Regions from separate parts of the Homo sapiens genome. Here region 1 is linked to region 2. Evidence: chromatin loops called from intact Hi-C (ENCODE). Cell type or tissue: chondrocyte. All regions are shown on one strand. Links, peaks and the distances in the headings refer to the core of each region. The heading gives the core; the rest is flanking DNA. Region 1 overlaps ESRRB (estrogen related receptor beta). Region 2 has its middle 110 kb from the start of VASH1.

The links. Hi-C counts contacts between places; a loop is a spot of excess contacts. Peaks named below come from ENCODE experiments on the same cell type or tissue, not always from the same donor. Only the 100,000 strongest peaks of a DNase experiment are listed, where the experiment ranks them.
Region 1: it touches region 2 in a loop (3-fold over the local background); 56 of 110 quality-filtered maps call a loop at or near these places.

The regions. Positions count from the first base shown.
Region 1 is chr14:76,450,174-76,465,552 of GRCh38, reverse strand. ESRRB (estrogen related receptor beta) reads right to left here. Exons shown (of 7, transcript NM_001379180.1): 3 at 2,892-3,008. Among named protein-coding and RNA genes, the nearest start is that of ESRRB, 82 kb to the right of the region's middle. In chondrocyte, for the core only: CTCF peaks have their summits at 8,947 and 9,158 (motif pointing left); no DNase peak of the experiment used is centred there.
Region 2 is chr14:76,641,354-76,656,732 of GRCh38, reverse strand. No RefSeq gene overlaps it. Among named protein-coding and RNA genes, the nearest start is that of VASH1, 110 kb to the left of the region's middle. RefSeq lists an enhancer at 8,713-9,007. In chondrocyte, for the core only: CTCF peaks have their summits at 8,641, 8,845 (motif pointing right), 11,422 and 11,629 (motif pointing right); a DNase peak (open chromatin) is centred at 11,669.

The DNA of each region.
Region 1 (15,379 bases), core at 4,231-12,230, 190 kb after region 2:
CCCCGATACCATCATCCTGGGACACACAGTGTCCACCTCGTTTCTCTGACAAGTGCCAGTCTGGATGTCTGAGTGGCCACCGGTCAATTGTGGGCCTCACCACCTCCCTCCCTGCCATCAGTGCACCCCTTCACCATCTCCTGCTTTCTGGGAAGCCACTAGAAAGTGCCCTTCTCTCTTCCCAGCACTGCATAGCCCCTAAAGAGACTCTGCTCAGTGTTACAAGATGGTCCAGGAATTGAGTGGGAGGTTCCCTCTCGACCTCCCCCATCCCTGTGCTGTGCCATGGGGAGCAGGCACTGAACAGGGCAAGGAAAGTTCCAGCCTCTGGGCCCAGCTCCCCTCAGATGAATGTGTGACTGAGGGTAGGAGTCATCTCACCCCAGCCCCTGTAGGGCTCCATTTTGTCACCTGTAAAATTCAGGGCTATATTGAAAACAATGAGGCTTCTGGCTGCTCTAAGTGCCGCGGATACTGTCAAGTAGGCAGGGAGGCTGCACGCTGTGACCAAGTGGCCCCTGGCCCCCTGCTTGACCTGCTGTTCTCACATCCAGCTCTGTATGTGAGAACAACAGGTCAAGCAGCTCTGTCTCTTGGGCTTAAGAGGAATGAATGAGTCTCCAAAGCTTAGAAACCCTCAGATTCCCAGCACCACACGGAGAGAAAGTCAAGAGACCAGCACTCAGGCATGCTTCTATGGGCCTTTTGCCTCAATTTTCCCATCTGTGAATACCAGGAGGCTCTGAAGGAGCAGAAAGGGCCCAACATAGGAGTCAGGGGACCCAGTTCAGCCACTAGTTTGGGTCATCCTATCCAGGAGCAAGACCAAAATTATATAGAGTCAAAAATGAACCAACAGACAGCCTTTCTGCGGGCTCGATGTAGCCCATTTTTAATCTGGAAAGGAGACTGTTTTTTCGGTTGAGCCCCTAACGAAGCAGCTGGCCTGTCTAAGAGCTGAGTGGTCCACTCCATCACAAAGGGGTTAAATGAAGCCCCGAATGAGGAGCATTTTAAAAGCCAGTGTGCCATGTCGACACAAAGGCCGCCGAGGGCCTGCTTCAAGAGCTTCTGTTTTATGGATACAGGTGCTGGGCTGAGCTGAGGTGAAGTGGGGGACCTGGAAATGGTAAACGGAAGTGGAAGGTCCAATTTCTATAGCACATGATGGTCCAAGTTGTATTGACAAAGCGTCTTAGGTCTGGGCCCTTATCTTCAGAGGGCCCTGGGAGAGGGGGTAGCAGGAGTGCCCTGGGGCTCCCAAGGCTGGGCTGGGCTTCCAGAAGCCCACTCCTAGCCTTCCCCCTCCAGGAAGGGTCTGGATTCCAAACCTGTCCCTTCGTTCTCTCTGTAGCCCCTTCTGATCACCCCCACACACCTCTTTTCCTGTTTCCTCCCACTTCTAGAAGGATTCCAGGCCCGGAGCTTAAAAGTTGATCTCTAAGAATTTTCACTGGCTCCCCTTGGAAGCTGGAGAAGCAGGGAAACACATACACTCACGACCCATCCCCAAAATGGTACTGAACAAGGTTCCTCAAACTGAAAACATCGGCTGGGCATAGTGGCTCATGCCTGTAATCCCAGCACTTTAGGAGGCTGAGGTGGGAGGACTGCCTGAGCCCAGGAGTTGGAGACCAACCTGAGCAACATGGCAAGACCTTGCCTCTATCAATAATATTTTAATATAAAAAAAGGAGCAAATCAGTAGAGAAAGTGAGGAAGAGGAGACCTGGAGCAGTTGTCCCAATGAGAGCTACGTGTCATTTCAAATTTTCTAGTAGTCACATTAACGAATAGATAAAAAGAGGCCGGGTGCGGTGGCTTACACCTGTAATCCCAGCACTTTGGGAGGCTGAGACGGGCAGATCACGAGGTCAGGAAATCGAGACCATCCTGGCTAACACCGTGAAACCCCGTCTCTACTAAAAATACAAAAAAATTAGCCGGGCGAGGTGGCGGGCGCCTGTAGTCCCAGCTACTCGGGAGGCTGAGGCATGAGAATGGCGTGAACCCAGGAGGCAGAGCTTGCAGTGAGCCGAGATTGCGCCACTGCACTCCAGCCTGGGTGACAGAGCAAGACTCCGTCTCCAAAAAAAAAAAAAAAAAACAAAGAAGCATGTGATGCTAATTTCACAATATGTTTTATTTAACATGTCCAGAAGATTAGCCTTTCTGCATGCAATCACATTTTTAAAAGGATCACCACCAGACTTTACACTGCCTTTTATGGTCCTATTAAGTCCTCTAAAGCAGGCATGTGTTGTACACTCAGCACACCTCTGTTTGGACCAGCACTCGGGAGCCACGTGTGGCTGGTGGTTGCCATATTAGACAGCACAGCTCTAGAGACAGAGGACGCAGGGAGAGAAAGGAGAGGGAAGGGAGAGGATGGGAAGAGAGGGAACAAGGAAGGGAGCAGCATTCCCAAGGCAAGAGCCATGTCCTGTCCACCCACCAGAAAACAAATGCCATTCTTCACAGGTGAAGGGAACATTATTTATCATTCCCGGACTTAATGTGTCTGTCCTTTTCACCCCCAAGCCCTTGAGGGTGCTAGGTGATATAACAGCCTCTTAAGCCTACCCCTCCTAGGGTAGACGTGGGATTTGCCCCTAAAGGAGGGCCTTCCCAGAGTGCCAGGCCCACTGGGGCCCAAGTGGGGTCAGGGGTTCGGAAGGATCCTTAATGAAGAAATTCCAATTCCCACCTCCCTAAAGGAGGAGAGCCATGCGGGCGCCGTGGCAGGCTGGCAGGGTGTGGGAGGAGATGGGCGCTCAGACTGGGTCTCACCCTGGGACACAGGTCCACAGCTTGTGGGTGTCTCACAGGGGACAAAAACTCCCCAGCAAGCAGAGCCTCACAGTGAACCCCGACTCGGTGGGGTCTCTTACCTTCCTTCAGCATCCCCACTTTGAGGCATTTCATGAAGCGGCAGGCCTGGCAGGACTTGCGCCTCCGTTTGGTGATCTCGCACTCGTTGGTGGCCGGGCAGCTGTACTCAATGTTCCCTGCAACCAGACACAGAGAGGGTTGCCGGGTGCTGGCCGCCCAGGGCCCCCACCTGCCAGCGCAGGGCTGGCTGGATGGGGATTTTAATTTGCCAGAGCTGCCACTCCCCCCTAGTGTTCTCAAAGCAGGTGCTCTGAGGTGCTTGTCAGAACATTTTGAACTCTTCCATATGGAGACTCCAGGTGGCAGGTCTGGGTGGACCAGGCAGCTACTTGGGGAAACACTCTCCAGAGGATGGCCACCCACAGTGTTGAAGCCACTTCTGGGCAGGGACATCAAAACTCACTAAGCTGGCCTTTTACTCCAGGAGGAGAACGCCCCCTATGCTGACCAGAACATTAGTGCAGACCACCACTACCACCACCACCACCACCACCACCACAGGCTCCTCCAGCCTCCAGCCTGGGACCCCAACATGTGGGAAAAGCCTCCTGGAAACTCTGCGTCCACCAGGATCAAGGCCCGGGTTCTGCATCCCACTGGAGGGGCCCAGGCCACCTGGCTTTGCTAACCTTGAGGATATACTTTCCTCTGACCAAGTTGAAATTTCTTCATCTTCAAAACAGTGAGATAATCTACTAAATGAAGAATTAACCAAGACCACATATGGACAACTGCTTTAAACACTATTCAATGCGAGGGGGTCATTTTATGAGCAGAGTTCATTCAGCGGAGGGAATCTGTGATAAATTTTTCAGGCCACTCCTTTCATGGGTTATAAGAATGGCTACCAGGCCGGGTACAGTGGCTCATGCCTGTAATCCCAGCACTTTGGGAAGCCGAGGTTGGTGGATCACCTGAGGTCAGGAGTTCGAGACCAGCCTGACCAATATGGTGAAATGCCGTCTCTACTAAAAATACAAAAAAATTAGCCAGGTGTGGTGGCATGTGCCTGTAATCCCAGCTACTCGGGAGGCTGAGATAGGAGAATTGCTTGAACCCGGGAGGTAGAGGTTGCAGTGAGCCGAGATCACGCCACTTCACTCCAGCATGGGTGACAGACCGAGACTCTGTCTCAAACAAAACAAAACAAAACAAAACAAAACAAAACAAAACAAAACAAAAGAATGGCTACCATAAACCCAACCCATGCTCTTTTAAGCTGTAGGCCCCACGAAGCCAAGACCTTGGGCTGCTCCCCAGTGTCCAGCAGCACTTAGCACAGCCCCCGCAATATAGAGACAGGCAGGTAGAATGCAGTGAATGACTGATCTACAGAGTCCCTCCCCTCCCAATAGCAATTCCATGAAAGAGAAAATAAGTACTAATACTATTCCCATTTTACAGATGAGTTTTCCAAGTGTTTCTATGCAGTGTGAACACAGAGGTCTTATTTAGGTTGAACTGACCTTCCAGCGCTCTTCCTGGGAGGGTTGACAGTCCAGTCAGGAGAGGCTGTGACTGCCTTTCTAATACAGGCATCTGACCTGCTGACTCTTATTAACGAATACGCATTGAGCACCTACAATGTGCCTGGTAATGGAGGGAAAGACGATGGGGGGAGAGCAGGTGGGGGAGGTAAAGAAATGCAATTGGAGTGGCCGGGCGCAGTGGCTCATGCCTGTAATCCAGCACTTTGGGAGGCAGAGGTAGGTGGATCACCTGAGGTATGGAGTTCGAGACCAGCCTGGCCAATACGGTGAAACCCTGTCTCTACTAAAAATACAAAAAAAAATTAGTTGGGCATAGGGGTGGGCACCTATAATCACAGCTACTCGGAAGGCTGAGGCAGGAGAATCACTTGAACCCATGAGGCGGAGGTTGCAGTGAGCCGAGATTGCGCCATTGCACTCCAGCCTGGGTGACAAGAGCAAAACTCCGTCTCAAAAAAAAATGTAACTGGAACGTACAAATGAAGAACAGCACATCACAGTACTGTTTTGGTATTGTGTCTCTTCGACTCCTGTCCCAAAGTGCTTGAGGTCAGCCTGAGCCAGGGTTTTCCAGAACAGAATCTCTCAACTAGAACACATCTCTCGTTCCAGCCCCACCTCCTGAGGGAGCAGGGAGGAGCTGGAGGCTTGCCTATCTGAATCCTCCACACCAAACCCTACCCACTTCAGAGGAATAGCAGCTAAGATTTATTGTGCACCTACTGTGTGCATAGTCTGCACAGCTCCCTCAGTCCTCACAACAGCCTCTGAAGGCACATCAGTGTCCCATTTCATAGACCAAGAAACTGAGGCTCTGGGAGCTGAAGCAGGTTACCCAAGGCCACACAGATCTCCTGTCCCACCCTGTATCTCACAAGGAGGATGGGGAAATTGGAAGTGCTGCCCCACTGAGGACAGGTGCCTGGTGCTGACCCAGCGGCTGAGGTCGCCTGGTGGGTAGTAGGGGAGAAGGGTGGCCTTGGGCTTCCCTGTGTCACCACCTCCCCACATGGGATATGGATGGAAACCTTTTCTATTGGATTTTCTGGAAACAAGCATGAACCATGTTCTACCATTAACAAAGTGCTTTGAGGTAGCAAAATTACTCAATGTGCCTAACTGTATTGAGTACTCACAAAGGCTCAGAGAGTATTCTCATCCCTTTTTACTGGTGAAGAAAACTATTTCCGGAGCACCTCAGAGATCTACAGGTGAAGGCTAGCTATCCTCCCTCCCTCTCTCCCCATCTCCCTCTCTCCCCCTCTCCCTCTCTCTCCCTGTCTCAAGTCCAGCAGGCACCACCTTTCTCCCCATCCCATTTCTTGCAGGGAGGGAGCTGGAGGTCATGCTCTGTGCTGGAGGATGGAAGGCGATGGGAAGGGGAAGGGATGAAGATTCTGTGTACCCCTACCTGCTTTTGTCTAGCCCTATTTCTTAGAGCATTCTGGCTTGGGTGGTTTCTTGGGGAATAATTTCAATATTCATGTAAGCCCGGTAAAATTCAAAAGACAAACAGAAAGGAGAAAAACACATATGAAAGCTAATTCATTCAAGCTTTTATCTTGGCTTAGAAGGCGCTGGAGGATTTGGCCCGTTCCCACCCAGGCCCACCCTCTCTCTGCAGCCTCAGCGTGCTGATTCCCTCCATTCGCTCTGCATAACTATCACTTTCTGGAACTCCATGGTCTCCTAGGTCGCCAGGCCTTTGCTTTGCAGCTTAGAACAGACTCTCTATGCTCCCTCCACCCTCTGTTTCTCCAGGTCCCACATGGGGAGGCGCTCCTTCTCCCTGCTGATAACCCATTAATGTCCCCTGTGTTGTATCTGTCTGCCTCCTCCACCTACTCCAGCTCCTCTCTAGTCCCACTGCCTGGGACACCCAGCCGCTCAATGCGCACACACGGGGAGCTCACACTGGCGAATGCTTGTCAGGGAGCAGCCACAGCTCTGCTTTACAGATCCCAAGGATTTCATGTTCCCAGCAACCCCGGAGGTAAACAGATTTTTCTCATCTGTAAGATAGAGGGGCTGGGTGTGGTGGCTCACGCCTGTAATCCCAGCACTTTGGGAGGCCCAGGCAGTCAGATCATCTGAGGTCAGGAGTTCAAGACCAGCCTGGCCAACATGGTGAAACCCTGTCTCTACTAAAAATACAAAACTTAGCCAGGTGTGGTGGTGCACACCTGTAGTCCCAGCTAGTCGGGAGGCTGAGGCAGAAGGATTGCTTGAACCCAGGAGCCAGAGGGAGCAGTGAGCCGAGATCGCGCCACTGCACTCCAGCCTGGGTGACAGAGCGAGACTCTGTCTCAAAAAAAAAAAAAAAAAAAAAAGGAGAGGGTGAACAGAATCCAGGGTATGGGACAGTAAGGACTGGGACCCAGCCCGTCAGCTCCAGCCTGCTCTGAGCCACTGTGCCAGGAGCTCACAGGGCTCTCCATGGGCTTCACACCTCCAGCTGCCTGGGACACCCTTTGCACACTCTTCACTTTTCCCATGCTTTGCTCTCAGCTGCTCAGCCAACCTGTCACTTTTTGAGGAAGGATAAGGCCACAGGCTGCTGCTCAGAGCAAGGAGTCAGGAAGTGTGTGTGCAGAGCTGGAACTGGTGCTCTCCCAGGACAAGAGGACCAAGTGCTAACAGCAAGTCCCCAACCAGGCTCTTCACCCTTTAGGGGTTGGCCTGCATGCATGTGTGTGTGTTTGTGTGTGTGTGTGTGTGTGTGTGTGTGTGTGTGTGTGTGTGTGTCAGAGAGAGAGACCTAATTATTTGTTTATTTTGGTTCCTTTCAATTTATTTTATGGCCCCAGCGGCTAGCTGCCAGCAAAGCCAGGCTGGCGGCCTTGCTTTGTAATTTTTTTAAGTGCCTCCTCGATAAAGTGATGAGATTAATTCATCAGAATTCCTGTGGTCTCTTGAGGCGGGCCTAGGAGCGTGTAGGAACAGGGATAGGACATTGGCAGCACACACACGTGCAGCTGAGGTGTGGCAGTTTTGGGGATGAGTTCTCTCAGGACAGGGACATGGCCAATGGTTAGCATAAATTCCAGGTTCTAACCTGGGAGTGTATTCAGTATAGACAGGTGCAGACTCCACTTTGGGCACATCACCTAACTTCTCTGAGCCTCAGTTTCCTAATCTGTAAAATGGGTACAGCCCCCATCTCATAAAGTTCTTATCTAAAAGTTCCCCAGATTCAGGCCAGGCGCAGTGGCTCACACTTCTAATCCCATCACTTTGGGTGGCCGAGGCAGTAGGATCACTTGAGGTCAGGAGTTTGAGACCAGTGTGGCCAACATGGTGAAACCCCGTCTCTACCAACAATATAAAAAAATTAGCCAGGCATGGTGGTGGGCATCTGTAATCTTAGCTATTCGGAAGGCTGAGGCAGGAGAATCGCTTAAACCCAGAAGGCAGAGGTTGCAGAGATCATGCCACTGCACTCCAGCCTGGGTGACAGAGCAAGATTCCGTCTCAAAAATAAATACATAAAAAATAAAAGTTCCCTAGATTCAGTGACAGAAAGCATACAAAGGTCTTAGTGAAGTGCAGGCACTGGCAAACAGGCCACCACGGCTGCTCTGCTTATTTTTATATTCAGGCAGATCTTACAGTAGGAGTGTCCAATCTTTTGGCTTCCCTGGGCCACATTGAAGAAGAATTGTCTTGGGCCATGCATAAAATATACTAACGATAACTGATGAGAAAAAAAAAAAAAAACTCATCCTGCTACAAGAAAGTTTATGAATTTGTGTTGGGCCGCATTCAAAGCCATCCTGGGCCACAGGTTGGACAAGATTGTCTTACAGGGTAGATACAACCAAAGGATTCCAGGATAAGTCTTTTCTAGGTGTTGGATCCGAGGCTAGCCACCAACTGTGATATTTGAGAACATTAAGGTCTGCCTCCGGTCCCTAGACCTCAGAGTGGATGCTGCCGGTGCCTGTGGGAAGGAGGCAGGCACTGGTAGAACCTGACCTGGACTTCTCCGTGACCTTAAGGCAGAGGGGTAACCACCACCATCAGCTCTCTTTGATCCTGTGCTTCCCGGAGAGAAGGAAATCCCAGGGTCATCCCCATCAGCTGTTCATGAACAGCTGCAGAGAGCAGGGCAGCCCTGCCACAGGCTCAGGAAGGGGGTTGCTAAGCTCGGACAAATAGCTCTCGGGGACCTGTGGGCTCAGAGGCTGCTGGCTAATGACAGAGCTCAAATGGTACCACTCTATTCAGCTGGTGTGAAAGGGCTGGGGTGATGGTCACTCAGTTCCACTCCCTTATTTACACACCTCTGGAGACAGGGACCATCCCTTTCATCTCTGCGTTGCCCAGGGCCCTCTGCTCTCCCGATCCTCCCCCTCACCCATGAGCTGGATGATCTCATTCATGCCACTGGCTTCCACTATCACGAAATTGGCAATGATCTGCAGCCAGTGCTCATGCCCTTATAGCTATCTGCCTGCTGATGTGTCTACCTGGAGGTCCCCTGGGCCCTCACCTTTCTCAAACTGAACCCATCCTCATCCAGCCTGTTCCTCTTACTGTATCCCTTGTCTCATCAAAGGGACGACTAGCCACCTGCAACCTGTCAGAAATGAAGGGGCCTCCTGGATTTTTCCATATCTACCCCTAAGATCCTTTTCATCCTACTTCCTGATACCTGCTCCCTCCCTCCCTTCTGCAACAGTCCTAGTTCCACACTCATCACCCCTTGCGACCATGGTCCTGCACTAGCCTGTCTCCATTTCCCTTTCCAATCTATCCTCCACACTGCCCCCTGGAGGTCAGTTAATAACTTTCCCAGACAAGTTTATGGGTTCTCTGGCCCATCATGGCACATGGAGCACACCTGTCTATGCGTCATCCCAAAAATCCAATAACTGGCAGGATGGGAGTGGGAACTGTCTCAGAGAATGAGGAAAGTAGAAACCTAGGTAGCTAAAGCAAGGGATCCAGATAAGAAATAAGCTAGCCACACTGCAGAACCTCAGAAAGTGTCAGGCATTGAAGACTCAAGATATAGCAGCAGCAGGAGCTACAAGACAAAGCAGCAATGGTGTCCAAATCCTGATGGACAATTCTTTTCTTTTCTTTCTTTTGTGTGTGTGTGTGTGTGTGTGTGTGTGTGTGTGTGTGTGCGAGTTTCGCTCTTGTTGCCCAGGCTGGAGTGCAGTGGTGTGATCTTGGCTCACTGCAACCTCCGCCTCACGGGTTCAAGCGATTCTCCTACTCAGCCTCCTGAGTAGCTGGGATTACAGGCGTGCACCACCAAGCCCAGCTAATTTTTGTATTTTTAGTAGAGACAGGAGTTCTCCAGGTTGGTCAGGCTGGTCTCGAACTCCTGACTTCAGGTGATCCACCCGCCTCAGCTTCCCAAAGTGCTGGGATTCCAGGCATGAACCACTGCACCCAGCTGAGAATAATTATTTTCAACTAGAATTCTGTACCAAGCCAAGACATGAATCTAATGTGAAGGTTGGAGGATGGAATAGAGGCATTTCCACATATACAAGGTATTGCCGATTTTACCTCTCCTATACCTTTTAAGGACGCCCATGAACTACATGCTTTCCCAAAGAAGGAAAGAACTAAAAAGAGGAAGAGGTAGGATCCAGAAAACAGGGAATACAACCCATGAGAAAAGTCAAGGACATGTCAAGAAGGAAATGGCAACAGGCAAAATAGAAAATTTTGTGATATTACCATATTGGGACAGCGGGATGATCGTGTGTGTGTGTTGGGATGGGTTGTGTAATTGGAGCTAACTCATCTTCCATAACAGCAAGTCAAGAAAGAAGGTAAAACTTGCTGTCAGCAAATATAGCTATAAGATCACAATATTACTAAATGATAGAAGAGAGTTTTTTTTAAATGGTTAACTCTGAATTAGAGTGGGAGGAGAATGGGTAGGGCCAGTGACTGTGATCCTTCATTATAAAACATATATATATATTTTTTTTGAGACAAAGTCTTGCTCTGTCGCCCAGGCTGGAGGACAGTGGCATAATCTTGGCTCACTGCAGCCTCCGCCTCCCAGGTTCAAGCAATTCTCCTGCCTCAGCCTCCCAAGTAGCTGGGATTACAGGCACCCGCCACCACACCTGGCTAATTTTTGTATTTTTAGTAGAGACGGGGTTTCACCATGTTGGCCAGGCTGGTCTCAAACTCCTCACCGTGTTGGCCAGGCTGGTCTCAAACTCCTCACCATGTTGGCCAGGCTGGTCTTGAACTCCTGGTGATCTGCCTGCCTTGGCCTCCCAAATTGCTGGGATTATAGGCATGAGCCACTGTGCCTGGCCTAAAAGTTATGTTTCTTTTATACTCTTTAAACTATTTGTATACCTTATTTTGAAAAGAATTAGAAATAAATTTAAAGTATAAATTTAAGAAATTCTCCAACTCTTGCCACCCAGAGCAGAGAACAAAATCTAAACTCCAGGGCAAAGCCTACCAGGCCTTTTATGATCTGACCATTTCCAAATTGTCCACCCTAATCCCCTCTCACTGAGGCCTCCAGTTTGTAGGCTCCAGCAGATCTGAACTGTCAGTAAGTATAATAGTTCATGGATCTCATGGAGCCCCCGGCCCTCCCATACCTCCCTCTACCTGAAACTCCTCATTTGGTCCTCCTGGCCAGCTCCTCCACATCCTTGGAGCCACAGCTCTCACATGGCCTCCTTGGTGACACTTTCTTCCCTTCTGCCCCAGATAGGCTCGCATGTTTCTCGCCACCACCCCATCCCCACACTCAAAGCAGCTACCTTAGTGTTTCATAATCACAGGTGTACCTGTGGGCCTCCCTTCTGAACTGTGTGCTTTTTGGGAATGGAGATTATTATGTTTTTCATTTCTGTATCTCAAGTACAGTATCTCAATCCTGGAAATCGATTAATATCTGTTGAATAGATAATGAATGCAAACGAATTGAAAGCAAGAGCCCCCACCCAGAGAATCCTAGAATTCCACAACAGTGACCTTTCAGCTACCAAATGCAATTGTCTCCTCTTGGTCTTTCTCCTCCTGGTCCTTCCTGAAGCAGCAGACACCCATTGCCACCCTCTTAAAACAGGCTATTTTGTTAGATTTCATCTCCCTTCTCTCTGCAGGGACTCTTGCAACATCTCTGACTATTTCTATGTGTATTTAATCAACTCTGGAGTACTTGCTTTCTTTTGTTTTTTTAGTCGCCTGGTTTGTAATGAACTAAGATGCTTTCAGTGGTAAGATGTACCATTATTTTACCCATCAGTCAAGAAAGAAAAAAGAATCCACCGATTAGGCTCACACCTGTAATCCAGGCACTTTGGGAGGCCACGGCCAGTGGATCACTTGAGCCCAGGTGTTCAAGACCAGCCTGGACAACATGGTGAAACCCCATCTCTACCAAAAATACAAAAAATTAGCCGAGTGTGGTGGCATGCCCCTGTGGTACCAGCTACTTTGGAGGCTCAAGGTGGGAGGATCACTTGAGCCCAGGGAGGTTGAAGGGAGGCTGAGGCGGCAGTGAGCAGAGATTGTGCCACTGCACTTCAGCCTGGGTGACAGAGCGAGACCCAGTCTCAAAAAAAAAAAAAAAAAAGAGCTTTTTTTCAGATTTGATTTGATCCCGTAGCCTTCTTACACATACATAAGAGAAAATACGAGAAAAACAGATTGGTTAAAATATTGCTAAAACATCTCAAACTCTTCTGAATCATTTTTGATCAGTCATTGTTTTCATGTTTTTTTCACAGAGTCATCCTCTCTACTATCAAGGGCTTTGTTAAGAAAGTGTTCACTGTTGTCTCAGGCCACTGGCCCCTACTCTGCAACTTTTGAGGTGCGTTTGAGTGCAGTGACAACCAGGGAACGGCTGTCACCTGGTCAATGGTAACTGTGACAGGCAGCCCAATTCAGAGATGTTACTTGGAGAAAATGTGCATCTTAGAACTGATGAAATATGGCACTCCTCAATCTCCTTTCAAGGCCCCTCCTATGCTCCTTCTGTTCCGCAGGGTCCCTCAACCCTTCTCCTTCTAAAGAGCTTTCTCTCGAACACCAGTTCTCAAATTTGAGCTTGAATGAAGCTCACCTGAAAGGCTAAATCAGATTGCTGGGCCTTGCCCCCCAGTCTCAGATTCAGTAGGTCTGGGGTGGGGCCCAAAATTTGCATTTCTAACAAGCTCCCAGGTGTAGCCTTTGCTGCTGGCCTGAGGGCCACACTTTGAGAACCACAGTCTTAGAGGCTCTCCTTAGACTTAAAACCCCACTCAAGATTTTGCTTCTGGGCTGTAATTCCAAACTCTCCAGGGTCTCTGTGAACTGATCAAACTCAATATGTCCAAAACTTTATCCATTATCTCATGCTCCTTCCCACCCTGACTCTCCCAGCTGACGAAATTGTTCCTTCTGGGTATTTATGTTTTCCCCCTAATGGCCTTGCCATCTCCCTAGTAGCCTAAATTAGAAATCTAAGAGTCCTCCTTCCCTTAGCATCCACAATCCAGTCACTATCCTTTTAATAATGAATCCACCTTTTTTTTTGTTTTGTTTTGTTTTTGTTTTGTTTTTTTTTTTGGAGACAGAGTCTCACTCTGTTGCCCAGGCTGGAGTGCAATGGCCTGATCTCGGCTCACTACAACCTCTGCCTCCCAGGTTCCAGCGATTCTCCAGCCTCAGCCTCCCAAGTAGCTGGGATTATAGCCACCACGCCTGGCTAATTTTTGTATTTTTAGTATAGACGGGGTTTCATCATGTTGGTCAGGCTGGTCTCAAACTCCTGACCTCAAGTAATCTACCCGCCTCTGCCTCCCATAGTGCTGGGATTACAAGTGTGAGCTACTGTGCCCAGCCTGAATCCACTTTTGAAAGTTCCTCAAGCCTAACTTCTCCTTCTAGCCCTTTTGCCCTGATCTTGGTTTGGACGGCCCTAACTGCACTGTTAAAATTGCTTCCTGTGGCCGGATGTAATGGCTCACACCTGTAATCCCAGCACTTCGGGAGGCCAAGGCAGGTGGCTCATGAGGTCAGGAATTTAAGACCAGCCTGGCCAACAGAGTGAAACCCCCTTTCTACTTAAAATACAAAAATTAGCCAGGTGTGGTGGCATGCACCTGTAGTCCCAGCTACTCGGGAGGCTGAGGCAGGAGAATCACTTGAACCCAGGCGGAGGTTGCAGTGACCCAAGACCATGACATTGCACTCCAGCCTGGGTGACAGAGTGAGACTCCATCTTGGGGGAAAAAAAAAAATTGCTTCCTGCTGGGCGCAGTGGCAGACGCCTGTAATCCCTGCACTTTGGCACTTTAGGAGGCCAAGGCAGGAGGGTCACGAGGTCAGGAGTTCAAGATCAGCCTGGCCAACACAGTGAAACCCTGTCTTTACTAAAAAAAAAAAAAAAAAAAAAAATTAGCTGGGCATGGTGGCCCACACCTGTAATCCCAGCTGCTGGGCAGGCTGAGGCAGAAGAATCGCTTGAACCCAGGAGAATCTGCAGTGAACCGAGATTGCACCACTGCACTCCAGCCTGGGCAACATAGCAAGACTCTGTCTCAAAAATAAATAAATAAAATAAAAATAAAATAAAATTGCTTCCTCACTGGGCTCCCAGCCCCTAGCCTCTCCTGCTTCCACATCATCGTTCCTATTGTTGCCTGAATTATCTTGCTGAAAGGAGATCTGATTAATTCCCTGCTCAGAAGCCTTCAATGACTTCCCATTGCCAAGCACAACTAACAAAACAAATACTATTTATTTCATGTGCCAGGCACTTAGTTACACCCTCACATGCATGTCTCATTTCATTTTTGCAATAACACTGTAGGGGCAGGAACTATTAACATTTTACTGATACGGACATTAAGGCTCAGGAAAACTAAGTCACTTGCCCAAGGTGATACAACTAAGAAATCGTGAAGCTGAGATTCTAAGCCTGGTTAAATAGCCCTCAAATCTTAAATATGACTCCTTACTTAACTGTTCCTTACCATGACCTGTGAAGCCTGGTGCACTCCAGTGCCATGCTGTTTTCCCAGCCCATCATCCACCACTGAGCCCCCTCCTCTCTTGCTGCCAAGCATGTTTACCTTCCACTTCTGAGAAAGTGTCCCTTCTTCCAGGAAGCCCTCCCTGCCCTCCAGAAGGTATAAACCTTCTCTGGACTCTATGTGTCACCTAAGTCACAGGCTGACCACATTCTGACTGGCATCCTGGCTGTGTCTCCAAAAAGAGGAATTGTGATTTGTTCTGTCATTTGCCAGTGCCCTACAGATAGCTAACATTTTGTGGGTTTAATGGACTCTTCTTGTAGAGATGAGGAAACTGAGGCCAGAGGAACTCAGTCCTTGCTTGCCCAAGGTCAGCCAGTTGGCTAGTGACTGGGCCGGGACCAGCACCTAGCTCCTGACTCCTGCCCTCTCCTGCTCTTGTCTCTGCACCCCTGTCTTGTGCCTCCCGGGATCCAGGATCCAGATCCGCCAGCTGCATTCTCCAGGACAAAAGACCTGGAGGCGACCCAAGGTGGAATAACCCATCAATCATCCCCCTTCCCCTCTCCTAGGGGAGTTTTCTTCCAAGCCTGCATCTGGGCCCCAGGTGAATGGAGGAAGCACTGTGCCAGGCCTCTTTCTTACTTGTTCCTTCTTGTTTTAAGTTAGAGACCCAGGAATTGCTCAAAAGACTCCCAGTGGCCTGTGCAAAGTTGGCCATCTACCCTGGGAACTCAAGGAGGAGTGCAGACTGGCTTTACCTAACCGTACAGCCCCTCATGGCCATGTATCACATGTTAGTCAACGGCTGCTACTCTACCTGGAAAAAAATCCAAGTGCACCCCTCACCATGGCCCCTAGACTTTGCCCATCCTCTCCAGCCCCTTCCACTTTGCCTTTGCTCACTGACACTAGCCATGTTGGCCCTCCTGCTGTCCTGAAACACACTGGCTTTTTCCTCTGCCTGGAACGCTGGTCCCAGGATTCCTTGATGAGCTTCAGCTTCCTTTAAAAGTCACCTTATTAGCACAACCTTCC
Region 2 (15,379 bases), core at 4,315-12,314:
AGTAGATGGTTTCCAAATTCTGGAGGAACCAGGTAGAGAGAAACAAACATGCTCCAAATTTTGTTCACAGGAGTATACCTTACTCAATTATTAAAGGCCATAATTAGTTCAAAATAAGTTTCCTTGACTCACACCAATGATTCTACCTTCCATTCTCATCTCGATCCCTGATGAGAACACCCAACTGAAACAGCTACATTGTCTGGGGTATATACCATGGGGATCGTAGTCTCTTGCCAAGAAAGAATTCAGAACTTGGACAGATGTGGGTGGGTTAAGGAGCGGAAAGTTTAATAGACAGAAAAAAGGAGAGAGGAGAGCAGTTCCTTGCAAGAGAGAGACGACCAAAACCGGTGCCTGCATTTTAGCCTGTTGACCTTGAATTGGAAGGGGATGTTGTCCTGCTCTTTTCCCTCAGGAGCCAGGTGTGCTGTGCTCTGCAGAGTGTTTGGTTTTGTGAAGTTGAAAATCCAATACACTCAGAACAGTGTTGCCATGTCTAGATTCAGGATGTGTAATCTCCTCCTGGGTCCCATGGCAGCCATCTGGGTTGCCTGTCACCCTATCCTCTGTGGTATATTTTGGTCCTAACCACTATTAATCCATAATATCTTAATAGCAAACAAATTCATTCTTATCAATCATCTACCAAGTGCCAGGTGCTGAGGACACAGTGGTGAGCAAAGCAAAGTCCCTGCCTGTGTGGAATTTACATTTCTGTGTGGGAGGCAGGCAAGACAAGAGGACAAGCACAAACAATATTTCAGAGAGTGGTAAGTGCTCTAAATTTCAAAGCAGGGTAGGAGGCAGAGAATGATAGAGGAGGGGACAGTTTTAGGTCAGATGGGGACACTTGAGCGGAGACCTGAACAATCTGGAGAGAGCTTTGGAAGATCTGAGAGGAGTGTTCACCTCAAGGGGACAGCAAGTGCCAAGGTCCCAGGGCGGGAACTAGCTTTGCACAATGGTAAGAAAAGTGAATGAAGGGCAGAGAGGGAGTTGACACGGTCAGACTCTAACAGAACAGATCTGATAGAACTGGCTTTCAGTAAGGTAGGGAATGGATGTGCTTCCTTCACTTAACTATGTGGTTCTTAGCACTATAAACCCAGTGGACCAATTTAACCAAACGGCATTCTGAGATGAGCACTGGACTGAGTCAAGAAACTGACAGTCTAGTCTAGTTCAGCCACTATTTTGCTGTGTGACCTCAGGCAAGTCCCTTAACCTCTCTGTGCCTTAATTCCTCATCTATAATATTAGAAAAGCAGGGTCCCCTTGAGTTCCAAATCTCTGGAGTTTACAACCAGGTACTGTATTTCAAATGCAGACAACTAGGCAGTTGTTTGAGAGAGAAGTAGAAGAATAACCAGGAGGAGGGAGAGGAAAAGGAGGAGGAGGTAGAGACCCTTCCAGACTCTAACTTCCTTGCCTCTACAGACACCTGGTGGAATGTGGCATGTGAGAATATCTGCCAAGATACCAAAGGAGGCATTTTATAGAGAAGAGGTGAGGGTGCATTCCCTTACTGATCCCAGTGCCACACAGCAGTGCCAACAAGTCATTTGGGAAATAAGTAGAGTCTGAAACCCATGTCGTCATGAGGGCTTCCAGGAATAAATGAAAGAAATAATAAAAGAGCCAACCAGGAGAGACTTGGACATGCTCAGGGAAGAAGCTCTGGGAATTACATGTCTTTTAGGGCTTGGGATATTTTTTGCCAAATAACGAGAAAAGTGGAGAGGAGAAGCAAACAGGAAGATGGGCGAAAGTCCTGAGAGTGGGAGGAAAGCTTCCAGCAAGACCCCGCCCATGAAGGGAGCCAGCTGGAATGACTGTCGTCGAGGGCTAACGGGAAGCACATCCGGCAGGCTCAGGTCTAGCTCTCCTAGGTAAATGGCCCTCTTTGCCTCTTCTCATGAGACTGGCAATGCGTGCTTCAGCTGGTGATTTGTGGGCACAGCAACATTCCAGGGACAGCACAGGTGTGAGCCATTCTTTGGAGTTAAACACACCCAGGTCTGAATGGTAGCTCACCTGTGTGACCTTGGGCAAGTCATTTAACCCACTACATGGGGAAATACGGGATGCTGTTACTCACCTCTGGAGTTGGTATAGGAATTACGTTATAGGGAGTCAAAAGATAGTACCACCCTTCCCCACCTGGGTCTGAACCAATTCTTGAATAAGATAAAAGAGCCAGCATATGGAGGTCCCAAATCACCTTCCTTACAACAAAGGCCAGGTTGTATAACACGTAGCTTACCTCTACAGGCCAGGGGATTCCCTGACGTGTAGCCCCAGAGTTCACAGACCTACCTGGCCGCCAGGATCCCTGGATCTTCACAGCCCCTGTAAAGCTCATAGAGTGAGACAGTGAAGCCCCCAAAGGGGAGGAGGTGGTGGGAACAGGGAGGGCCGTGCATGCCCAGTTTCTCCTCCCAATTCCCCACTCAGATGCTTCTCCCTCTAAAGATGTACTGAGGTGAAGAGCCGGGAGTGTCTCAGCAGGCTGAGCTCGCTCCCCATGGAAGGAAACCACAGAAGCCGGGGAGTGAATTAAAAGATCATGTGAGGAAATCTAAATGATGTGCTCACCCCAGGGCCTGGTATCTGATAAGGACACAGTAAACAGTAGCTTTAAACATCTTCAGCCTGGCTTGGTTTACTCAATGCTTTCATGCAAATATTTATTGAGTGTGCACTTTGTGCAGAGTTTGTGCCAGCTACTAGAGAGGATACAGGAAAGCAGCCGATTCCAAGCTCTTAACTACCCCTACCATTCTGTTGCTGCTGTGACCATTGCTGCTCAAACTATTTCTTACTCCTGGCTAATGTTTATTAGTTGGATCCTACACATCAGGAACTCATGTCTGCTGCTTCTGTATATTATCTCATTTAATCCTCAAAATGACGCTAAGGAGTGGTTATGATTAGAATCTTACTTTGGGAGGCCGAGGTGGGCGGATCACGTGAGATCAGGAGTTCGAGACCAGCCTGGCCAACATGGTGAAACCCCGTCTCTACTAAAAAAAAAAAAAAAAAATTAGCCGGGTGTGGTGGCACACGCCTGTAATCCCAGCTACTTGGGAGGCTGAGGTACGAGAATTGCATGAGCCTGGGAGGCAGAGGTTGCAGTAAGCGGTGATCATGCCACTGCACTCCAGCCCGGGCAACAAAAGCAAAACTCCATCTCAAAAAAAAAAAAAAAAGAATCCTACTTTGCACTTGCAGAATGTGAGACTTTAGCAGTTGAGGTGTCTTGCTCACGGACTCGTTGAGGGTAAGTGCAGGGCAGGCCTGGAGCCGATGGATTATATAGCAAAGCAGGTCGATGTGAGGTGACCAGATTTGTCCCTTGGCAATTTCCTTAAGTGTCCACCGCACATCATAGGCAACAAGGGCTCAGAGGTTCCCAGGGGTGGCTTTGGAGTCCTGCAGCCTGGCTGCGAGCACGAGAGCCATGCAGGTGAGGTGGCAGATATTCAGCTCTTCAGGACATTTCCCCAACCATTTGGATGTGGCTTCACTTCCCCATGAAGGGCATAAACTTGGAAGACATAAAACAGCTCTAGGGGTGGGAATGAAAGTAAATTAGGCACAAATTCGAGAGGCAAAGGACCATTGCAGCAGTTTGGCAGGCCGAGGTAGGAGGATTGCTTGAGCCTAGGAGTTTGAGACCAGCCTGAGCAACACAGCGAAACCCCATCTCGACAAAAAAATTAGCTGGGCATGGTGGTGTGCGCCTGTAGTCCCAGCCACTCAGGAGTCTGAGGTGGGAGGATCGCTTGAGTCCGGCAGGCAGAGGTTGCAGGGAGATGAGATTGCACCACTGCACTCCAGCCTGGGTGACAGAGCCATACCCTTTCTCAAACAAAAACAAAAACAAAAACAAAAAAACAGGCAAAGGACCAGCTTTGAAACCAGCACTGCCTAAATGCAGCTGTGCTGTTCATTGTGAACTATGGGTTTTGGGTTGCACAGTTGCTTGATTGTCCCTTTAGTTAGTAGTGCTTTGGTTCCTTTCTCAAGGGCAGGGCCCTCATCCTCTTCTGATGTTCTCCCAAGCCAGCTTCTAGCCCTGCTGTGTTCAGGAGGGACTATTTGGGCAGTACAGCTCTGTTGCTTATGTGAGGTCAGACAGAGGCCTCCCCAAACATAGCTCTCTGAGCTTCCTGGGACCTGCACGTCCCTTTTGCTGTTGTACCACAAGGATCCACTCTTCTTCCTGGCTGGTGGGGGCTGGGGGTGGGGGAGTTTCTCAGTCCCAAAGCAGAAATGGCAGTGCCTGCATTGTCTGGGAAAGAATCACCTCCTGTTTGTGAGGTTTCCTGGGCTGCCCTCCCTACCCAATTTTCAATAATGTTGCTAACGAGCCAGAGAGAGGAACCAACATAATTCACAGTACACAGTTATTAAAATGAGCAGACCTGCACAAGAAGACACACACATAATGGGCGCTCTAGGTTGAAAAAAAACATACAAACTAACCAGGGCACAGAAGTAAGGGGGTCACAGTTCACTGTTCACTGTGTGTCTTAGATTCAGCTTCCTGAGGAGCAACTCAGAGACAGGGATTTGTAAGCAAATGGTTTAACTGGGAAATGGTCCCAGAGAGCACCATAGAGAGTGGTGAGCTTGAGAGAGAAGGAAAGGAAGCTGGTTACCACTGTAGGAAACTGGAGTTTAATCCTACTGGGGAACTCTGTAAACAGTGCAGAACATGAGTCTCAGCTCTGTCTCTCCAAAGAGTGAGGTAGCTGCGTGTTTATACACCAACTCCCACCAGCCACTGGTGGAGGGCCCCAGGCTGCCTTGAGTTTGTCTCGTGATGGGAGGTTCTGGTGTGCTTTCATGGCCAGAAAAACTTGTGGAAAGGGAGATACAGATGCTGGCTGGTGGAGGTCAGGCCAGCCTGCTCAGAAACAGTACATAGCCAAAGGGTATGGTTGGGGCACTGACAGCTTCTGCTAAATTGTGGGAACTGGTACCTTCCAGATGGTGAGTCATTCAATCCTCATTATAAGCTGATGAGGCAGGTGATGTCCACACTATAGAGATAGGGGAGCCAAGGGGCATACAGTTCTCATGTTTCTTGACTAGAGCATTGTTCTCTAGAGCATAGGATGTTTTTAGCATCCTGGACTTCTTCCGCTAAATGCCAGTGGCACCTTCCCATTCCTCAGTCATTGTGATAACTAATTAGCCATCCAAATTGAATAAAAAAATCCTCTCCCCTCCCAAATGCTGAGTGGAAAGGATCTTCTGTAAGGCAGGTGTTCCATTTAAATCACTTTACATTCTACCCTAGGGTCATGTTTATTGGTTAGATTGAGAATGAGCTAATCTGCAGCAACATAATTGTTGGAGCACCCTTTCCATGTTCTGTGGAATGGGAATTCTTAAACTGAACTCATGGGAGTGTCTGAGGACTGAGTAACAAACGTGTTTAGCACAGTGCCTGGGAGAAAGTAAGTGCTCAGACAACCTCAGCTGTTATTATTGGCTGAAGAGAGCTCTTTTTTTCAACAGCAATGCATTTCTTACCTGTTCCTCATTTCCTCCCCGCTCTCTCTTTTTCCCTGTGTTCCCTGCCCCCATGATACCCCTGTCCAAACTCCTTGAGACCTCTGGGCAGAAGAAGGAACTGATGCTTGCGTCTCTGTTTTCACAAAACAAAGCTGTAGTTATCAGGCCAGAATCATCTCTCAGCTGAGGCTGGAGCAGTCCAGAGAGGAAAAAAGGCCACATGTTGGGTAGAGATGCCATGCTGACAGCTGGGATTCAGCCCTGAGTGTTAGCGAGTGTTGTGTGGGTGCGTTCAGGGGAGCTGGAAGCTCAGTGTGCACAACATGTGCATGCCAGGCCATCCATCTGCACACTCATGAACAGCAATGTCTAAGTAGATGCAGCCTTCACAATCTTTTACCCAGACTTTTGTTTTCTTTGCTGCAAAGCCAGGTCTTTTATAAGCCTTTGGCCATGTTTGGCAATATTCATGTCATGCCTCTTCTAGAACCTGTTCAAGCCCATCACAACGTGTGCTGCCTCTCACTCCAATTTCCCTCTCCCCAAGCATCTTCACCCAGATGGGTTTAGGTTAAAATTGGTAACACTCCTGTGGTGTGTGGGGAAGGGGAAGACATGTGACCAGGGGAGGCCTGGGGCATAACGGCTACTTAAATTCTGCTAATGGAGTGATGGAAGTCCAGCAAGGATGGTGACTGCTTTCTTCCTCACCATAATCCCCATAAGTGTGCACTTTCTTGGGTACTGCATGGCGTGTAGTTGATGGAAGACTCAGCCCTGTAACTTTTGCCTGGGTCAGGCCTGAGTGCATGGGTGGAGGGGAGGGGTCAAGTTTATGAGTTGATTATGAACTGATTATAAGTAGAGCAGCCTCAGCCTGTTTTAGTGCTAGTGGCAACTCCAGGGTCATTCTCAACACTACACCAACGTCCATATCCTCAGGATAGATGAAAGGAGGTGCAAGACCACTATTAGCAGAATTGCTTTTGTGTGTAGGATGGTGGGAGCTAAGAGTGAGTGCATTTGATCTTTTCAAAGTGACACTGTCAAGCTCCTTAGTAGAATCCATAGTCCCAGAAGATGAGGCTTTATTTTGTTGTGCATCTTAGCATGAGAGCAATAACTAGAGTAATAGTAGGATTGAACATGGACTCACCATGTGGCAGGTGCCAAGAACACAGTATTCTGTTCTTCACCACGTATCCACAATATGAATAGCGCTGGTACTCATGTTCCCATTTTACAGATAAGGAAACAAACTCAGGGAAATCAAGGATTTGGCTGATAAGGCCACAGAACTATTAAGAAACACAGCAGGGATTAGAATCATCTTTTGGAAATACAGTTAGATCATAAAAATAAGACCTAGTATTCCATAGTACGGTAGGGAAATTATAGTTAACACTAATTTATTGTATTTTCAAAATGGCTAGAATAATTGCAATGTCCCTAACAAAAAAGATGAATGTTTGAGGTAATAGCTCAATTACTCTGATTTGACCATTACATTGTGTACATGTGTCAAAATATCACATGTACTTCCAAAATTTGCACAACTATTATGTAACAGTTTAAAAAGTTATAAAAGAATGATCTTTTAGACACCTAAGGCTCAGCACTGTTGATATTTGGGGATAGATCATTTTCTGTTTTGGGGGGTGTCCTGGGCATTGTAGGATGTTTAACCACAACCATGTCCCCCATCTGCTAGATGCCAGGATTACTTTCCCTATACCCACCAATTGCGAAAACCAGAGATGTCTCTCTCCAGACATTGCCTGGGTTGAGAACCACTAACCTAGTCCTTTCCATCTCACACTTCTAAAAAGAGCACGGTTGGAGAGTGGCCTTCAGCCTCTACCTCTGGGTCACATGCAAGGCCCAGTCTACTGGTTTCCCTTTCAGCCTCTCCTGACTCCACTCTTCACTAGGCCTGTGTCAATTAATTCATTCATTCATTCACTCATTTATTCAATGACTACTTATTAAGCATCTGTGCTGCACCAGGAGATAGAAATAAACCATAGAAGCTCCTGCCCTCCTGGAGCCTATATTCCAGTGAATATATAAACAGTTCATAATCAACTCATACACTTGACCCCCTCCCCTCCAACCTGTGCACTCAAGCCTGACTCAGGCAAAAGTTACAGAAAGTACCTAATAGATATTAATGTAGCTATGCTAACTCATGTCATTCTCACAGCAACCATTGTTATTTGCTTTTTTTTTTTTTTGAGACAGAGTCTTTCTGTCACTCAGCCTGGAGTGCAATGGCATGATCTCCGCTCCCTGCAACCTCCGTCTCCTGGATTCAAGTGATTCTCCAGCCTTAGCCTGCTGAGTAGCTGGGGCTTTAGGTGTGTGCCTCCATAACTAGCTAATTTTTGTATTTTTAGTAGAGACGGGGTTTCACCATGTTGGCCAGGCTGGTCTCGAACTCCTGACCTCAAGTGATCTACCCACCTCAGCCTCCCAAAGTGCTGGGGTTACAGGCATGAGCCACCACACCCGGCCCTGTTATTTGCATTTTATAGGTGACCAGTCCAAGACACAGAGAGGTTAAACAACTTGCTGGAGGTCACACAGCTGGGAAGCAGTGAAGTTGAGAGTGAAACCCGCGCTGTTGGGCCCCACACCCATGCACCTGACCACTGTACTCTCCTGCCTTTCCAAACCTGGGTCTTCATTCCACAGCCCCTTCCAACTGCTTTGGATATTGTCCCACATCTGTCCCAGTGACATTTTAGACTCATAGGTAAATCTAAACTTGCCATCTTTTACCTCAAATAGCTGTCCACCTTATCTCTCCCCATGGAATCATCATTGTTCCTGTCAACCAGGCTCAAAATCTTGGTGCCATCTAGAAATCATAACCTCCATTCCCCGTAACATCTCCATTCCCAGGCCCTGCTGGTTTTTAATACGAATCTCTCGTCTTCATCCCAATGACCCAGTGAGGCAAGACTATTGTATCTTCTCTTTGTAGATGAAGAAATGGAGGATGAAAGAGGTCACGCGCCTTGCCCAAGATCACACAACTACTAAAGGTTAGAACTTAACCATGTCCTCTGATCACGAAATTTGAACAAGGAACTAATTATTTCGTGTAAAAAAATCTTGTCTCTGCACCTACCTCAAGAGCTCCTAGAAGCAAAGGCCATGACAGTGCTACATCTGCATCTCTTATGTAGAGTCTAGCATTTGTGTTGACTGGAAGAACCAGAGCTATGAAGGCCAAAGTTAGAAAGATGTAACCCAAGATGTAACCCAGACTCAGCGTCCTAAGAGTTGATGCTCTGGAAGTCCACTAGGTGGCAATGTTTCCTCCATGTAGGAGGCCATCCCAAAGCCAAAGTGCAGGGTGCTACTGAGAGGCTAGGTTGAAAGTGACCACAGCATTTGGATTTGAGGTGGTTTCCAATGAGACACACACACACCATGTTTAGAATCTTGCTGGGCATTCAAACACTGATGAAATCTTGGGGACTGTTATTAGGCAGTGGTAGAGCATAGACAAGATTTGTTTTCTAGTCTAATCCTTGACATTACCGAACAAGATGACCCTCAGGGAGTCTCAAGCTCTCTCAGCTTTTATTTTTATCATCTGCAAAGTAGGGATAAGAATATATGCTTGCTTTCGGCTAGGCACGGTGTCTCACGCCTGTAATCCCAGCAATTTGGGAGGCCAAGGCAGGTGGATCACTTGAGGTCAGGAGTTCGAGACCAGCCTGGCCAACATGGCGAAACCTCGTCTCTACTAAAAACACAAAAAAATTAGCTGGGCATGGTGGCGCACACCAGTAGTCCCAACTACTCAGGAGGCTGAGACAGGAGAATCGCTTGAATCTGGGAGGCAGAGGTTGCAATGAGCCAAGATCACACCACTGCACTCCAGCCTGGTGACAGAGTGAGACTCCATCTCAAACAAAAACCCCAAAAAACCCCCAAAACACAAAAATTAGCCGGGTGTGGTGGCAGGCACCTGTAGTCCCAGCTACTCAGAAGCAGGAGAATCGCTTGAACCTGGGAGGTGGAGGCAGTAGTGAACCGAGATCACGCCACTGCATTCCAGCCTGGGTGACAGAATGAGACTCCATCTCAAAAAAAAAAAAAAAAAAAAAAAAAAAAATCTGCTTGCTTTCACTCACAGACAGGGCCATTATGAGGCTTAAGTTGAATACATGTGAAACTAGAGATGGCTTTACAGATGTAGTTTATTATAATTATGGATGTTATGAAATTAACTTACCCATTAGTTCAATAATTTATTTTGTAGAAAAGCATTACCTAAAATCTTGCTATTCAAAGTGTGGTCCACAGACCAGCAGAACTGGCATCACCCCAGAACTGGTTAGAGCTATAGAATGAGTCTGCTGTGGACTGAAAGTTTGTGCCCCGCCTCCAGCCAGGATTTCTATGTTGAAGCCTGAATCCCCAATATGATGGTGTTTGAAGTTGGGGTCTTTGGGAGGTGATTAGGTCATGAGGGTGGGATCCTCAGAATGGGATTAGTTCCCTTATAAGAGGAGACATGAGAGAGATGATCTCTGTTCTCTGCCACATGAGGATACAGCAAGAGGGTGGCTGCCTATAAGCCAGGAAGCAGGCCCTCTCCAGATATGGAATCTGCTAGCACCTTGATCTTGGACTTCCCAGCTTCCAGAACCATTAGAAATAAGTGTTGTTTCAGCCACACAGTCTGTGGTATCTGTTATAGTAGCCCAAACTGACTAAGGCAGAACCTCATCCTAGACCTTCTGAATTGTAACACTGTGCATTTTAACAAGATCTCGAGGTAATTTGTATGCACAGTAAAGTCTGATATTAGTTAGAAAATGATTAGTTTTAGCGAATTAATAAAATAGCAAGAAAAACAAGCTCTGGAGTTGCTTGGGTGTTAATACTGATTTTGTTCAATTCAGTGACCCCCATAATATGAAAAGTGGCTGCTATGATGAGCCTGAATCTTGTTAAGCAAATTGTTTGCAAAGCTTAAAAAATGTGTCTGTATCCAAGTTAGGTTCTAGCGGGTGACTTGAAGTTGAAACAAAACATTCCCATATTTCAATCAGTCAGGATAGACTAGGTTATGCTGCAGTAACAACCAACCTGGCATTTCAGAGGCTTTAAAAGCCCCGGGTGTGTGTGCATCACAGGTGGGTAGGCGGATTCTACTCAGTCCCTCAGGGGTCCAGGCTAGTAGAGCAGCCACCACCCCAAATACTGCAGCGAAGAGAGCTCTGGGGTGGGGGGTCTTGCACTGGCAATTACAGTTCAGCTCGTATTTAACACACAGCACTTCTCCCACAAGCCATTGGTCAAAACTAGTCCCTTGACCCCATCTGCCCACAGCAGGGCAGGAAGCGCAATCGTATCCTGTGCTTAGAAGGTAAAGAGATAGAGCTATTCGGTGAACAGCACTAATAACTGCTACAAAGGTTATCACTGAGTTGGTTGGAACAGCAGCTCCCAGAACTGGGTGTACAGAAAAATTGACTAGGGCTAGCTTGTAAAATGTACAATTCCAGAGCCCCACCGTAGGGACTCTGAATCAGAATCAAGGAATCAAGTGCACCAGGTGGTTCTGATGCACTCTCTCCACAGACCAGGCTTTGGAAGCCCCTGGCTTTGAGTCCTCCTATCCCTTGATCCCATATTGAAGTTTCCTAGCACGCCATAACAAATGACCCCAAACCTAGTGCCTTCAAACAGCAGATATGTCTTCTCTCCCAGCCTCTTTTGGCTGCCGGGGCCTCGGCACTCCTTGGCTTGTAGCTGTGTAACTCCCTTTTCTGCCTATCTTCACGTGGACTTCTGCTCTGTATGTCTGTGGCTTTTCTTTTTCTGTGGATTATAAGGGGCAATTGTCATTGGATTTAGGGCCCACCTGGGTAATCCAGGATGCTCTCATTTTACGATCCTTAATTACATCTGCAAAGGCCCTTTTTCCAGATAAGGTCACATTGGGGGAACATACCTTTTGAGGGGTGTCATTCAATCCACGACAAGCACTCACAGTCACAATGAATCCAGTCTTTGCCCCTTCTGTCTGAACAGCAAGGAGCGGGCTTTGAGAGCCTCACACCACAAGGGGTCAGGCAAGCCTCATGTTTCTGCGGCTTGGGGCCCTCGGCGCCCCGCAGTCCTTTCCCTGTTGGGAAATGCTCCATGCTCCCCTGGTGGGGGTCAGTCTGGGTGAGCTGCCAGCTGGGATCCCGGACCCAACAGCCGATTTTCTCCTCATCTTCCCACAAGAAATAGAGAGATTGCTTGCTAAGAAAGCACCTCCATTTGAGCAGCATGCTCTGAAATCATTGCAGGAACTTAGATATTTCAGCAGCCTCCGACCCATCCAGGACCTGTGTGCTGATGGCCTCCCCTGCCTCAGCTGTGAGGGCTGTGTTCTTGAAAGCTCCCAAGGTTGGAGAATTCCAGGTGGATGGTCATAAGACATTAGGAGGAAAATAGGTGTGGGCATTCAGGTAATCAGACGAACGCTTATTTTCATGTTCTCTAAAAGATGATAGTAATGACCACACATTAAATAGAACACTTCAATGTCATTTGACACATCTTGAATAATAATAATGGCTCCTCAACAATTATTTTTCATTTAAGTAATTCCTGTGCTCTTCAGAAACATTTTAGCGCGTTCAATGAGAGTTTAGACACGGATCTTGCTTGGCTTTTGAGATTAGGCCAAGGAAGGGGGACAGTGTTTTGTGTGTGTGCTTTGGCATTCAGGACCAAAGTGCTTGACATTTTACAACAAGGAGTCCCCAAGTCACCGTCCCTAGGTCATCACCTGGCACACCTGCGGTTTCTCTGCACGGATGGTTGCCGAGAGGCACGTGGAAGTGCGTCGGAGGGGACTCGAGTTTTTCTTGAGCATATTCGCAACAGAAGGGTGGGCTTGCTAGGAGCTTGGACCATCAGACCCTGGCCTTCTGGTCACACTGGCCCCATTGCCACAAGCTGTCAGCCGTGTAGTCACGTCCTCAGAGAGCCCAGCCCAAACAGCCACAGCCTGCATCTCCTTTTCATTGCACTCACTGTGAGGTCCCTCCGTGGCTAGATGGTTGTTTCAGTGTTTCCTTGGTTTCACGTTTGGCATTTTCCCTCCTGGGATGTTCCCGGGGGAACAGTGCCTTTTATATGCAACCCTCTGAGGGTGAGGCCTTGCCCATCCTCCTCTCTGCAGCTTCCCTGGTGCTTTGTAATGTCTAGCACTGAGTAGGTCTTTGATAAATGTTCTTAGGAAAAATGAGTGTCCGCTTGGTTGTGCCTGGAGCTGACCTTCAGGGAGACCTGCTTCTGTTTGTGCAGAAACATTTCCCTCTGGGAAAAGGAAATCTTCTGTTTATTACTGTGAAAGTTTCTTTTTGACCTGGGGACTTTTCAGAGCCTTCAATATGCAGGATGTGAATTATAATGGCCACGAGGGGAATTTAGCGTGGGAATATCAACCTTCTGTCTTCCCGGCTTGGAGCTGTTTTCCCAGAGAAGACCCAAGGCAGGCCCAGGTTCCATCCCCCTGTCTGGTTGTACTGGCCAGCGAGGGCTCCCCACTGGCTGGGGGACCCTTGTCTCTGCCCTGCCAAAGAGAAGTGGCATGAATTCTGGCAGAGCCCTGAACTCTGTGTTGCAGTGGCCATCTCCAAGCTGTGTCACGGTGAGCAAGTCACCTGGGCTCTTTGGGCCTGGGTTTCCTCACTTATTTCATTTAATCAACACATGTTTATTGAGTGCCTGTTAGGTGCTTGGCACGCCACTAGGAACTGGGGCTAAAATAGTGAGCAACGAAGACAGTCCTTCCTTCATGGAGCTCTCAGTGTGGTCAGGAAGAAAGACGCTTCCAAACAGCCCATGTACCAGTCTAAAGATGCAACCATGACGAGCTCCATGGAGAAGTCACAAATGGCATCTGAGATCCTGGGATGGGAAGAGTTGACCTAATGAGGGTGGAGAGCCATGTCAGGGAAGGCTGCTGGAGCTGGAATCCGAAGGCAGGGAAGAGCCACCCATGCACAGGAAACTGCACGGGAACTTCATGGGCTCAGGCAGTTTGGTGGGCGTGACTGTGGCAAAAGGATGCCAGTGGGTCTGGGGCAGAGACAGTGAGGAGGTGGGGAGCAGCAGAAGCCAGAGAGGAGGGCAGGAGAAGGCAAAGGAGGACCTTGTGGGCCACATTAGGGGGATGAGGCTTTACCCTGAATCTGTGGAAAGCCATTGATGTGTCTGATGTCTGTGCATGCAGGGGTGGGTGGCACAAAGCTGACACATGACCAGATTTGCATTTTGAGAAAGCACCGTTCTGGGCAATGGATTGAAGATGAACCAGAGTAGGCAGCAGTAGGCCAGACAGGAGGCTAGTGCTATCATTCAGACGGGAGAAGGTGGTCATGCAGAATCAGTCCTCGAATCTTTATTGAGCATCTACTACATGCCAGGTTTAGTGAGAAGGGAGATAGACAGTAAGTATAATAAATAAGTAAATACATTGCAAAGTATTATGTGCAATGGAAAAAGAAAAAGAAATTGAAGAGGGTAAGCAAGATTGGGAATCGGGATGGCTTGATGGCAGAGATCCTTAGAAGATAAAAATGGCGGTGCTCTATGAAGAAGGATCAGGTTGGGGGGATTAAGTGAGAGACAGTTGTCAAGGCCAATTCCTAGGTTTTTGGTTTGTGCAATTGAGGAATGGTTTAAAAAGAGTTGCCCAGGCGTGGTGGCTCATGCCTATAATCCTAGCACTTTGGGAGGTCGAGGCGGGCAGATTGCCTGAGGTCAGAAGTTTGAGACCAGCCTGGCCAACATGGTGAAACCCTGTCTCTACTAAAAATGCAAAAAAATTTAGCCAGGCATGGTGGCGGGCATCTGTAATCCCAGCTACTCGGGAGGCTGAGGCATGAGAATCACTTGAACCTGGGAGGCAGAGGTTGCAGTGAGTCGAGATCAGCCACTGCACTCCATCCAGCCTGGACAACAAGAATGAAAGTCTGTCCCAAAAAAAAAAAAAAAAAAAGAAAAGAAAAGAAAAGAAAGAAAAAGCATATTAGACCAAACATTACTCTTCTTTCTGATTCTGTAGTCCCATGGGCTCTGAGACAGTGACCCCATCACCTCACCTCAGCTGTTGCAGATGGGTCTGTAATCTTATCTCCACAACCCCAGAGGACTTCCTGCTTTGGAAGCCCCTGTCCTGGATTTGCCACATAAGGATGCGGGCGCTGTTGCTGTCTGCGTGTGGCAGGTCCACTCTGTGGTCCACTGGAGTTCCTGTTGTATCTCCATCAAACTCTCTCCCTGGGGTTGGTCACATTTGCCCCAGGAGAGTGCTTACTGATTAGGGCTCAATTAACATTCAGTATTGGTGCTACTCATTGCTGCCAGCATCCTCCGTGTAGCCCAGCCCTTACCACATCCTCCAGCCTACTCGGTGTCATCTGTCTCCTGAAGCAATTCTACCTTGACCCTCCTGGCTGGTGACCAAAGAATAAGGTGCTGCGGGGTAGGTTTCTTGAGTTGGGCTGGGAGGAGGGAGCAGGAGCTTTAGTAGCTGAACTCTAAGATCTGCCTATTTCCAGGGTCCTGGGCCACCTGGCAGGACTTCCCACAGCTGGCGATTTCCAGTAGAATCCCAGTGACAAGAGAGAGATGGGGTTGGCTGACCCCGAGACTTGAGTCTGAGTAGTCCCTGCTGTGCCCTCACTATAGAAAGGCTGAGGCTTCCTGTCAGGCTCCACCTTGGCACATGCCTGGCGTGGACAAAGAGATATGACAGAATAAAACCATAATTAACATGTATTAAATGCTTCCTATGTGCTGAAGAGCTTTCCATGGATTACTT